Regions from separate parts of the Homo sapiens genome. Here regions 1 and 2 are each linked to region 3. The links are chromatin contacts, found by Hi-C or POLR2A ChIA-PET in ENCODE. All regions are on one chromosome and are shown on one strand. Each heading gives the region's core, a stretch centred on a gene start or an enhancer-like site at or near the end of the contact. The rest is flanking DNA. Distances are from core to core; before and after follow the strand shown. Region 1 overlaps MSI2 (musashi RNA binding protein 2). Region 2 overlaps MSI2 (musashi RNA binding protein 2). Region 3 overlaps CUEDC1 (CUE domain containing 1).

What was found. A loop is a pair of places that touch in the nucleus more often than their neighbours do. ChIA-PET counts read pairs that join two places held with the same protein, here RNA polymerase II (POLR2A). Pooled maps may share reads with other maps.
Region 1: a map with no recorded cell type shows a loop between it and region 3 (2.9-fold over the local background). The contact joins two enhancer-like sites. A Hi-C loop is called at or near these places in 2 of 37 single-sample maps with no recorded cell type and 4 of 50 pooled maps. POLR2A ChIA-PET finds 5 or more read pairs at or near these places in 3 of 52 experiments (AG04450, GM12878 and naive thymus-derived CD8-positive, alpha-beta T cell).
Region 2: a pooled map shows a loop between it and region 3 (4-fold over the local background). The contact joins two enhancer-like sites. A Hi-C loop is called at or near these places in 2 of 37 single-sample maps with no recorded cell type and 3 of 50 pooled maps. POLR2A ChIA-PET finds 5 or more read pairs at or near these places in 1 of 52 experiments (AG04450).

Annotation. Positions count from the first base shown.
Region 1 is chr17:57,459,491-57,462,723 of GRCh38, reverse strand. All of the region lies in intron 6 of MSI2 (musashi RNA binding protein 2), which reads right to left. Among named protein-coding and RNA genes, the nearest start is that of MSI2-AS1, 150 kb to the left of the region's middle. RefSeq lists an enhancer at 459-698. Within about 2 kb of position 1,488, at least 2 of the 41 ENCODE cell types and tissues checked have a DNase peak (open chromatin) inside an H3K27ac peak, as active enhancers do.
Region 2 is chr17:57,628,345-57,631,462 of GRCh38, reverse strand. All of the region lies in intron 10 of MSI2 (musashi RNA binding protein 2), which reads right to left. Among named protein-coding and RNA genes, the nearest start is that of MSI2-AS1, 21 kb to the right of the region's middle. RefSeq lists an enhancer at 1,537-1,636. Within about 2 kb of position 1,867, at least 5 of the 41 ENCODE cell types and tissues checked have a DNase peak (open chromatin) inside an H3K27ac peak, as active enhancers do.
Region 3 is chr17:57,938,370-57,941,497 of GRCh38, reverse strand. All of the region lies in intron 1 of CUEDC1 (CUE domain containing 1), which reads left to right. Among named protein-coding and RNA genes, the nearest start is that of CUEDC1, 15 kb to the left of the region's middle. RefSeq lists an enhancer at 147-206. Within about 2 kb of position 1,602, at least 18 of the 41 ENCODE cell types and tissues checked have a DNase peak (open chromatin) inside an H3K27ac peak, as active enhancers do.

The DNA.
Region 1 (3,233 bases), core at 239-2,738, 480 kb after region 3:
GTTGTCTCTGCACTTCACCTAAATGGATTGCCTTTGAGGAGGAAATGCTTTAAGTGATAAGGCTTATTCAGGAGAATGTCCTGCTCTGTGCTGGAATATTTTTTGATCGATAGAAGGAAATTCTCCAAGTATGCAGACTCACATAGATATACCCTTTTTCTTGTCCACACTCATAAACCCCTGCTGGGAACTGCAGCCTACACAGAGGAGTTAGTCAATGTTCCAGAAGAAAAGTTTTGTCAGAGAAGGGCAGGGGAATCTAGAAGCTGCAAGGTGAGATGTCTGGGGTCACGTGGGCACAACACCCACCTCTGGAAAGGCAAAGAAAGGAGTCCTGGCAGGGGCTGGCAGCCCAGGAGGCACCTGTCCATCTCTGGTGGATGGCTGGGACCCACACAGTAAGGTGAACCATGAAGGGCCAGGCAGGTGAGGTGGCACCAGAGAGACACAGAGCAAGAGAAAGTCGGAGAGAACCCTAATCCAATGTGACTGGTGTTCTTACAAACAGGGGACATTTAGGCCCAGGCATGAGCACAGGGAGAGGGTTACATAAAGATGAAGGCAGAGATTGGAGTGATGTGTCTACAAGCCAAGTAATGCCAAAGACTGCCCGCAAGCCACCAGAGGCAAGGGGAGAGGCCTGGGACAGACTGTCCCTCAGAGCCCTCAGCAGGAACCAACCCTGCCCGCACCCTTATCTTGGACTTCTGGCCTCCCAAACTGTGGGACAAGGCATTTCTGTAGCTGAGGCACCCAGTTTGTGGTACTTTGTTATGGCAGCCCTAGGAAACTAATACAGAAAGAGAGAAGGACAAGAGGAAGGAAATGGGGTAATGGAAAAGGAAGAGTAAGAGAAGAAAGTTTATGCAGAGCTGCCATCTCCTTCTCAAAACCCAAGGGTTCTAGCTCACGTCTGTAATCCCAGTACTTTGGGAGGCCGAGGTAGCAGATCTCTTGAGGTCAGGAGTTTGAGACCAGTCTGGCCAACATGGTGAAACCTGTCTCTACTAAAAATACAAAAATTAGCCGGTGTGGTGGCTCACGCCTGTAATCCCAGCTACTCGGGAGGCTGAGGCAGGAGAATCGCTTGAACCCAGGAGGTGGAGGTTGCTGTCAGCTGAGATCGCTCCACTGCACTCCAGCCTAGGTGACAGGGCAAGAGACTATGTCTCAAAAAAAAAAAAAAAAAATCCAAGAGTTGGGGCTCTGCCCTACTGTTCCCGACAGCAGCCCGGGCCCCAGAAGGAGAAATTTCCTACTTCCCTGCACATTCCCTCTGCTTCCCTTCATTCCAAGCCCCTCTGCCGAGGCTACCTCTTAGGAGGATTAATTTTTTAATACATCAGCACTCTGTTTTTCTGTACTTATTAAATTTAAGACAATGAGTCATTGAACCTGTGAGACTTGGGTTGACTAATTACCACTGAACAGCTGCCTAGGATGACCGTGTGGCCCTCGGGGAGCAGGCCAAATGCTGTCTGTGTGTGGAGCCCAGAGAAGAGTGGGTGACAACACTGCACCCATGTGATCTGTGCAGTCCACTCTGCGGCCGGGTCAAGGGCAGGGAGAAGCCGGCAGACCCCATGGGCACAAGCTCAAGTGTCATGAAGGGTGTTGCCAATGCCCACTCTTCAGAGGAAATGGGGCACTGAGACAAGGGGAGACTGCAGCCCCTGCCACAGGCCCATAGGACAATCAAATTTAACTTTCCACCAAAGCACCTACAAAGAGGGCTGCAGCCTCTGCAAGGAGGGATTCTGAGCATTGAGCATGGTGAGTGAGCACAGTATGGAAGACACACAGCTCCTGCCTCACGTCTCTCCTTTGGCCGGAAGAAATGCACCACCCAGAGCCTGCCACCCTCCTCAGAACACACTCTGCCATTTCAGTCAACCACGCTTTCTGCCTAGAAAGCTCCTCTCCCTTCTCGGCTCAATGGTGACCTCCCCTTGAAGGCTATAGAAGCCACAGCTCCCCTGCCTATGGATAAAGTACAAGTTTCCTAGCACCACTGGGACCTGCCCCTGCCCACCTCCACCCTACTGCCATGGTTCCTCGCCTCCCTTTGTTCCTTCTGGCATTGCAAACTGCTGTAGTTCTCCAAACACACAGGCGGGGTGCCTCATGTCCCATTAGTACTCTCCCCAGGTGAACCCATCCAGCTCCTCATGATTCCTCTGCCTTCTACCTGCTTTCATGGTGGCGTACATCAAATCTTTTTCTTTTCTTCTCTTTCTTTTTCCTTTTCTTTTCCACTTTCCCTCCCTACCTTCCTCCCCTCTTTCCTTCCAAAGACAGGATTTTGCCCATCAAATCTTTTTCTTTTCTTCTCTTTCTCTCTTTTTCCTTTCCTTTCCTTTTTCTCTTTCCCTCCCTAACTTCCTGCCTTCTTTCCTTCCCAAGACAGGGTTTGGCTCTGTCACCCGGGCTGGAGTGCAATGGTGCAACCACAGCTCACTGCAGCCTCATCCTCCCAAGCTCAAGTGATCCTCCTGCCTCAGCTTCCCAAGTAGCTGGGACTACAGGCATGTGTCACCACGCCCAACTGATTATTTATTTATTTATTTATTTATTTATTTATTTATTTATTTATTTGAGACAGAGTTCCGTTCTGTTGCCCAGGCTGGAGTGCAGTGGCATGATCTTGGCTCACTGCAACCTCCACCCCCCGGGTTCAGGCAATTCTCCTGTCTCAGCCTCCCGAGTAGCTGAGATTACAGGTGCCTGTCATCACGCCCAGCTAATTTTTACATTTTTAGTAGAGACGGGGTTTCACAATGTCGGCCAGGCTGGTCTCGAACTCCTGACCTCAGGTGATCTGCCCGCCTCAGCCTTCCAAAGTGCTGAGATTACAGGTGTGAGCCACCGTGCCCGGCTAATTTTTTAATTTTTTGTAGAGATGAAGTCTTGCTATGTTGCCCAGGCTGGTCTTGAATTCCTGGGCTCAAACAATCCTCCTGCCTCAGCCTCCTAAAGTGCTAGGATTAGAGGCGTGAGTCACCACCACACCCGGCCAAGCCATACTTTCGTTAAATGTTCTGCATGACTCTACCTTACCATGAGGCCATGAGTAAAGGCTGTGCCTCCTGTCTCCAGGACCTACCACTACTCAGATGCAACTGGTGCCTGAATAAACAAACACATGACAGTAGTGACTAAAAGCTGCTCTAATCAAACATCAGGGTTCCCATCTAACAAGTCTTCCTTTTCCTGGGAACCTCGGGACATTTATG
Region 2 (3,118 bases), core at 618-3,117, 310 kb after region 3:
GCCCAGGAAGGTCCGTGCAGCCCCATGTCACATGGTGAGAATGAGGCTCTACTAAGAGTGATATCTGCACCCCCAACCAGATGAGATGGATGTTCATAGAAAGGGTAAGTCCAGGTGGAAAGGAGGACCCTTCATAAAGGGGATCAGATTGCATCTTCCTGAAAGGGGACCCAGGCTACCTGGTTTATGAGTGAGAACAGCCAGGATGAAGAGTCTCGGAGCTCTCTAGGACCTGGGCGTGCTTTCATTTCTCCCAGCTAGCTGTCTTGCATGGCCCTGCTAGGGGGACTCAGAAAGGGGCTGGGAGAGGTTCGGGATCCATGCACAGCATGAGGGGGACCGGAGGTGGGAAGTGGGTAAAGTGGGCATACAGTGAGGACACTGAAAAGAAAGACCACAAAGAAAACATCAGGATAGTTGGGAGGTGACATGACTGCTGTGTAATGTCACGAAGTCACAGGATCCCCGGGGCATGGCAGGGGTTCGCAGAATCTACCTGATGGGGATGAGGAGAGGGCAGAGGGCTGGGCTGCCCCATCTCTGGGTCCCCCTTCTGTACCCCAGCCGCCTCGGCCAGATCCACCCGAAACTTTCCTTATTGGCATGAGGTGACAGATGGAAGTCAGGGCATCCAGAAGCTTCTCTGTAGCCCTGGCCCTGAGGCTGTGGCTCCAGGAGTCATCAAGTTTGGTTCTAGAGGGGCTCAGCTACTCCCTGCGCTCTTGACTGGAATGACACATGGACCTACCTAGGCTTTGTGTCTGGAAACATTTGGCTGCTTGGGGAGGCATCTGGGATAAGCACAGACCCAACACTCCACAAGGAGCATATCCTTTGGGAGGGGGTCAGGAGGGGAATAGACTCTGACCCTAGCCTGGCTTCTCAGATGAGTGGGGTGGGCGGCCCCAGCCATGGGGCCACCCTTCCCAGTTCAGGGCCACTCCACTCTTGCCCTCCCTGAGAGCAGGCAACCTTACTCTTGTGGCCACTGGTGGCCCCTTTCTGGCCATTAGTTAAGAGAATCAAGAGGCTTCCATAGTGAGTGGGAAGGTGGGAAGGATGGAAAAATAAAAGTTTGATGGTTGAGAACAGGGCAGCTAACTCCCAAAGGTCAGGAAGCTGCTGTCTGTACATTGTAATGCCTGATTTCTGTCCCATTCAAACCCACCTGATTGTATTAAGCTGCAGGGACTGTGGCCATGACAAACGGATGGGCCCTGGGCAAAAACACTCCAACCCCACTCTATCCTCCTTCCTGCAGCCCAGTCCATCCCCCGCCCCCCCAGTTCCCAAAGTCTTGGCTTTGGTGAAGGGCTGGGCACCCAGGGGACCCTATCTCACTCTGCCCAGCCTCAATCTGGTCACTGCTGCATGTCCGTCTGCCTGGGGCAGGCCCAGGGATGCAGGCCATGGAGGCAGAGTTCTACTAGATGTCTCCTGAGCCAGCTCATGGGGGCCCCGGGGCAGGCCCTCTGATGAGACAGGGGCCTTAGCATAGGGTCCACATTGATGTCCTCTCCCAATTATTCCATGTTAAGATCCCTCAACTCTGTCCTCCTGGGACTAGCATCACACTCAGGGGCAATGGCAGCCTGATTACGGAGGGGAGCAGGTTGTGCAGGCTGAGTGCACAGATCAGTGCTGCACCTGGAGGGCCGAGATGCGTGAGCCTTTGCACCTGTCATCCCCTGGAGGGGAAGCGAGGGGAGGAAGTGAGAGGAAAAGCCACCAGCTTCTGGGCTGAGCAAGACTGGCAGAGAATGAAGCACAGGGACACTGACCCCATGGGTGTCTCCAGGAAGGAGTGGTGCGCATGTGTGAGTGTGTGGACCGTGCACCCCCCAGTAACAGCCCTCTTCCTTTAGGCACTGGAACAGCACCAGCCCGTAAGAAATTTCCACGGTGACTGTTCTACATTCTGTGCTGGCAATAGCCACTTGCCACACATGGTTACTGAGTCACTGAAATGTGGCCAGTGTTTCTAAAGGAACTGAAATTTTCTTTTTACTTCTTCTTATTCTTCTTCTTATTTTTGAGACAGAGTCTCACTCTGTTATCCAGGCTGGAGTATAGTGGTGTGATCTCGGCTCACTGCAACCTCTGCCTCCTGGGTTCAAGTGATTCTCTTGCCTCAGCCTCCCGAGTAGCTGGGATTATAGATGCCGGGCACCACGCCCGGCTCATTTTTATATTTTTAGTAGAGACGGGGTTTCACCATGTTGGCCAGGCGGGTCTCGAACTCCTGACCTCAAGTGATCCTCCCACCTCGGCCTCCCAAAGTGTTGGGATTACAGGCGTGAGCCACCGCACCCAGCCAACTTTAATTTAAACCTAAGTTTTAGTAGCTCTTTGTGGCTAGTGTTATTGTACCAGAAAAATGGACACTAGGGAGATGGTGGAGGGTGGCAGTTAAGGCCCAGACCGCCTGGTCCAAATGCAGGTCCTACCCCTTGCGTACTGTGACCCCTTCAGAAGGAGTTTCTACCTCTGTGCCTGTGCCTGGTGGGGGTCTCTGCCTGGAAATGGGAAAGTCTAATGACAGTGGCTGGTTGAGTGCTGGCCTCTCTTGTGGTGGTCCTTCTTGCATGTGCCCTTCTTTTCTTCAGGTCTGGGAGCCTGTGGCCATCCTGAAGCAGCCTGCTGCTGGGGGGCATCTTTGGGGACGGCTTCCTTAGTGCGGGCCGAGGAGTCTTGTTGAGGCCCCTCCCAGATGGGGAACCATCCCAGCCCCAGGGGACACTGGTGGGGGAGCCACCTGCACTCAAACTCCTCCATCTTGGACTTCTGCTTCTGTGCCTGCCTTCCCTGCACCCTCTGACCCACACAATCGGAGAGGGGCACAGACCCCAAAGACCATTCCTCGTAGACCCCCTTTTCCAAAAGAGAGAAGTAAGGCCCTAGAAGCTGAGTGACCCGCCCATGGCCACTTGGCCAGGTGGTATCGGAGACAGGACAAGAGCTTGGGGCTTCCACCGCTGGTTGAAGGATCTGTCTGCCATAGAGCACGGCTCTAGGTGCCCCCAAATGCCTCCTCATCTCTCCAACTACACCCTTCCCGCCCCAATGCTTGGTCTGAGGCAAAGACCAGGCCAAGCCCTCACTCTGCCCTCCTGTCATC
Region 3 (3,128 bases), core at 353-2,852:
TTCCTGTAGGTCACACAGCTTGGTAGGCAGAGTGTAGGCTGGATTTGAGCTCCATTTGCCCCTTTGGATGGGCACGTTGTAGTGAACAGCCTGCATAACTGTATATGGCAACCCTGTCTACCTAACTTTTATCTAGCTTTTGGCATAAAGAAAGGAGACTATACCCAGACACCAGTTCCTGACAGAATAATGACTTCTCTGCTCAGTCCTCTGCTATGTGGGATAGGGGGAGAAAAGCTCAGTCATGGGGGACTTTTCCAGTTAAAATGAAACAGGGAGATGATTCCCAGAGGAGACATTTCGGCTGCAGAGGAGGGTGGGGAAGATGAGTGGTGTCTTTTGCGGCTTCTGTTTTCCATCAGCCACCTGCTCTCTTGATGACTCCTCCTTGATGCCTTCTCCCATGTGTCTGCGCCCAGAGCAAGGGAAGCACTTGTCTACAGCCACACGGCTGGCAGGAGTAGAGTTGGTAGAGCCTTGGGTGTGAAAGCCTGGTGTGAACTCACTCTTGGCTGCCACCCTCCTGGAGTCACTAGGACAAGCTGTCTTTGCCTCCTGGCAGCTTAGCTTCTCTGGGGCTCAGGTTAGCCAGGGGCTGCGTGGGAGTTCTGCTTTGCACCTGTAGAACTGTTTCTTTTAGTCCCAAGTGGGGCTTATGAGTCACCAGATAGGGTGCTTCCTAAGGGTAGTTATTGTATTTTTTTAAAAACTACTGTGCCCTTGATTATACCCATGACAGCACCTGGCACTGTTGCTCCAGAAATATTTGTTAAACAGATGAATGTTAAACAAATGAATGCAGCATCCTGCTGAAGGGCCCAGGCTGAAAAATTCCTGTGCTTTAGTCAGGAGAGGCTGGATTATGCTGCAGGAATAATCAAATCCTGACATCCCAGGGGCTTGACACCATCTAGGTTTATTTTTTGCTCGTGGAAAGTCTTGTAGGTCAGGCAGTGCACCTCCATCTGTAGCCACATCATCTGGAATATAGGGCCTTCAAGGTTACTGCGGGAGGGGAGGAGAGAGATGGAGGAAACTGACACCTGTTACTTCCATTCACATTGTCCAGAGCTGGTCACATGGGGCCGACCTCACTGCAAGGAAGGCTGGCAAATGTAGAGGAGAGAAGAGCTGTCTTTGCCGATCTAAAGGAGAGGATTTTGAATTTCTTGTTTCCAGCTTCAGTCCATTGGAGTGCCTCTGGCTGAATCGCTTACTGTGCCACCATTTTTTTTTTTTTTTTTAAACACTGACAGAAATGGAATACCTGCCACTTCCTTTAATCCAGGGAAGGAGGCATGGGATGGCACTGAAGAAGAGTCACATGGCAGGGTTTTTAACGGCTCCTTTATTACATGTTGACTATATGATGTTGATTTAGTCACCTCTAGAGCCTCTTTCCTCATCTGTACAGGGAGGATAGTGATGCCAGCTTGTCTCTCAGTTCAGACTCTACTGAAGGCAAGTAACAGAAACCAGCTCGAGCTATTTGAAGCCATAGGGGAATTGAAGACTCAAAGGAGGAAGTGCCTGGTCTCCCAAGTGCCGGGGGTGTGTGGGGGTGTGGTGGGGGTGGCTGACGCAGCTGTTCTCAGTGAGTCTGCATGGTGCACCTGCAGGACGCCGCTGCTGCTGTGGATGTGCACCAGGTGGTATGGCCCCTCAGCTCCCAAATACACCCGTCCACTTTCCAGTAACCCTTAGTTACTGAATGGTGTCTGAGCCTTGATGTGAACTCCTGAGGAGAGAGTCTGATGGGCTTGTGTGGATCAGCTGTCTACCACTGGGCCAGTCAGCTGGGGCCAGGAGGGCATGATCACGCAGCACCAGGGGGTAGGAGCTTTCCCCTGTGAATGGGAGTAGAGGCGGTCCTCACAGGAGGGATATGAGCTGGCCAGACACGTCCAGAAGCTGTTCAGGTCAGGCGAAATGGTTCACGCCTGTAATGTCAGCACTCTGGGGGGCCAAGGTGGGAGGATCACTTGAGGTCAGGAGTTCGAGACCAGCCTGGGCAACATAGTGAGACCCTCTCCCCCCACCCACATCTCTACACATAATTTGAAAAATTAGCTGGGCGTGGTGATGTGTGCCTGTAGTCCCAGCTACTTGGGAGGCTGAGGTGGGAGGATCACCTGAGCCCAGGAGTTCAAGGCTGCGGTGAGCCGGGATTGTTCCACTGCACTCCAGTCTTCACCCAGACTGAGATCTCGTCTCAAAAAAATAAAAAGCTAGACCGGGCATGGTGGCTCATGCCTGCAATCCCAGCACTTTGGGGGGCCAAGGCAGGCAGATCACTTGAGGTCAGGAGTTCAAGATCAGCCTGGCCAACAAGGTGAAAGCCCGTCTCTACTAAAATACAAAAATTAGCCAGGCATGGTGTCACACTCCTGTAGTCCCAGCTACTCTGGAGGCTGAGGCAGGAGAATCGCTTGAACCCAGAAGGTGGAGGTTGCAGTGAGCCAGGATCATGCCATTGCACTCCTGCTTGGGTGACAGAGTGAGACTCCTTTTCAAAAAAAAAAAAAAAAAAAAAAAAAGGCTGGGCACGGTGGCTCGTGCCTGTAATCCCAGCATTTTGGAGGCTGAGGCAGGCAGATCACCTGAGGTCAGAAGTTCGAGACCAGCCTGACCAACATGGAAAAACCCCATCTCTACCAAAAATATAAAATTAGCCGGGCGTGGTGGCACATGCCTGTAATCCCAGCTACTCAGGAGGCTGAGGCAGGAGAATCGCTCGAACCCGGGAGGCAGAGGTTGCGCTGAGCTGAGATAGCGCCACTGCACTCCAGCCTGTGCAACAAGAGCAAAACTCTGTCTTAAAAATAAATAAATAAATAAATAATAAATAAATAAAATTTAAAAATAAAATAAAAAGCTGTTGTCCATGTTTAGCTGGTTCAGGGTTGCTGAGCTGGCTGGGTAATGTCTGTAAGAACACTGAGAACTATCAGGTATTGCATATGTGTGCTCTGGTATGGTGCTGCCAGCTCTCTCATTAGGAATCATGGAGATTGTACTGCCCTAAAGGGGCATGGGAAGGATTATAACGCTGTGAGGGAGAATTTAAAAGTCTTGGTGGAGGCAGGCGAGCTGTTTGTTGGAAGGCCATGGAGCAGGGATGGGAGGGA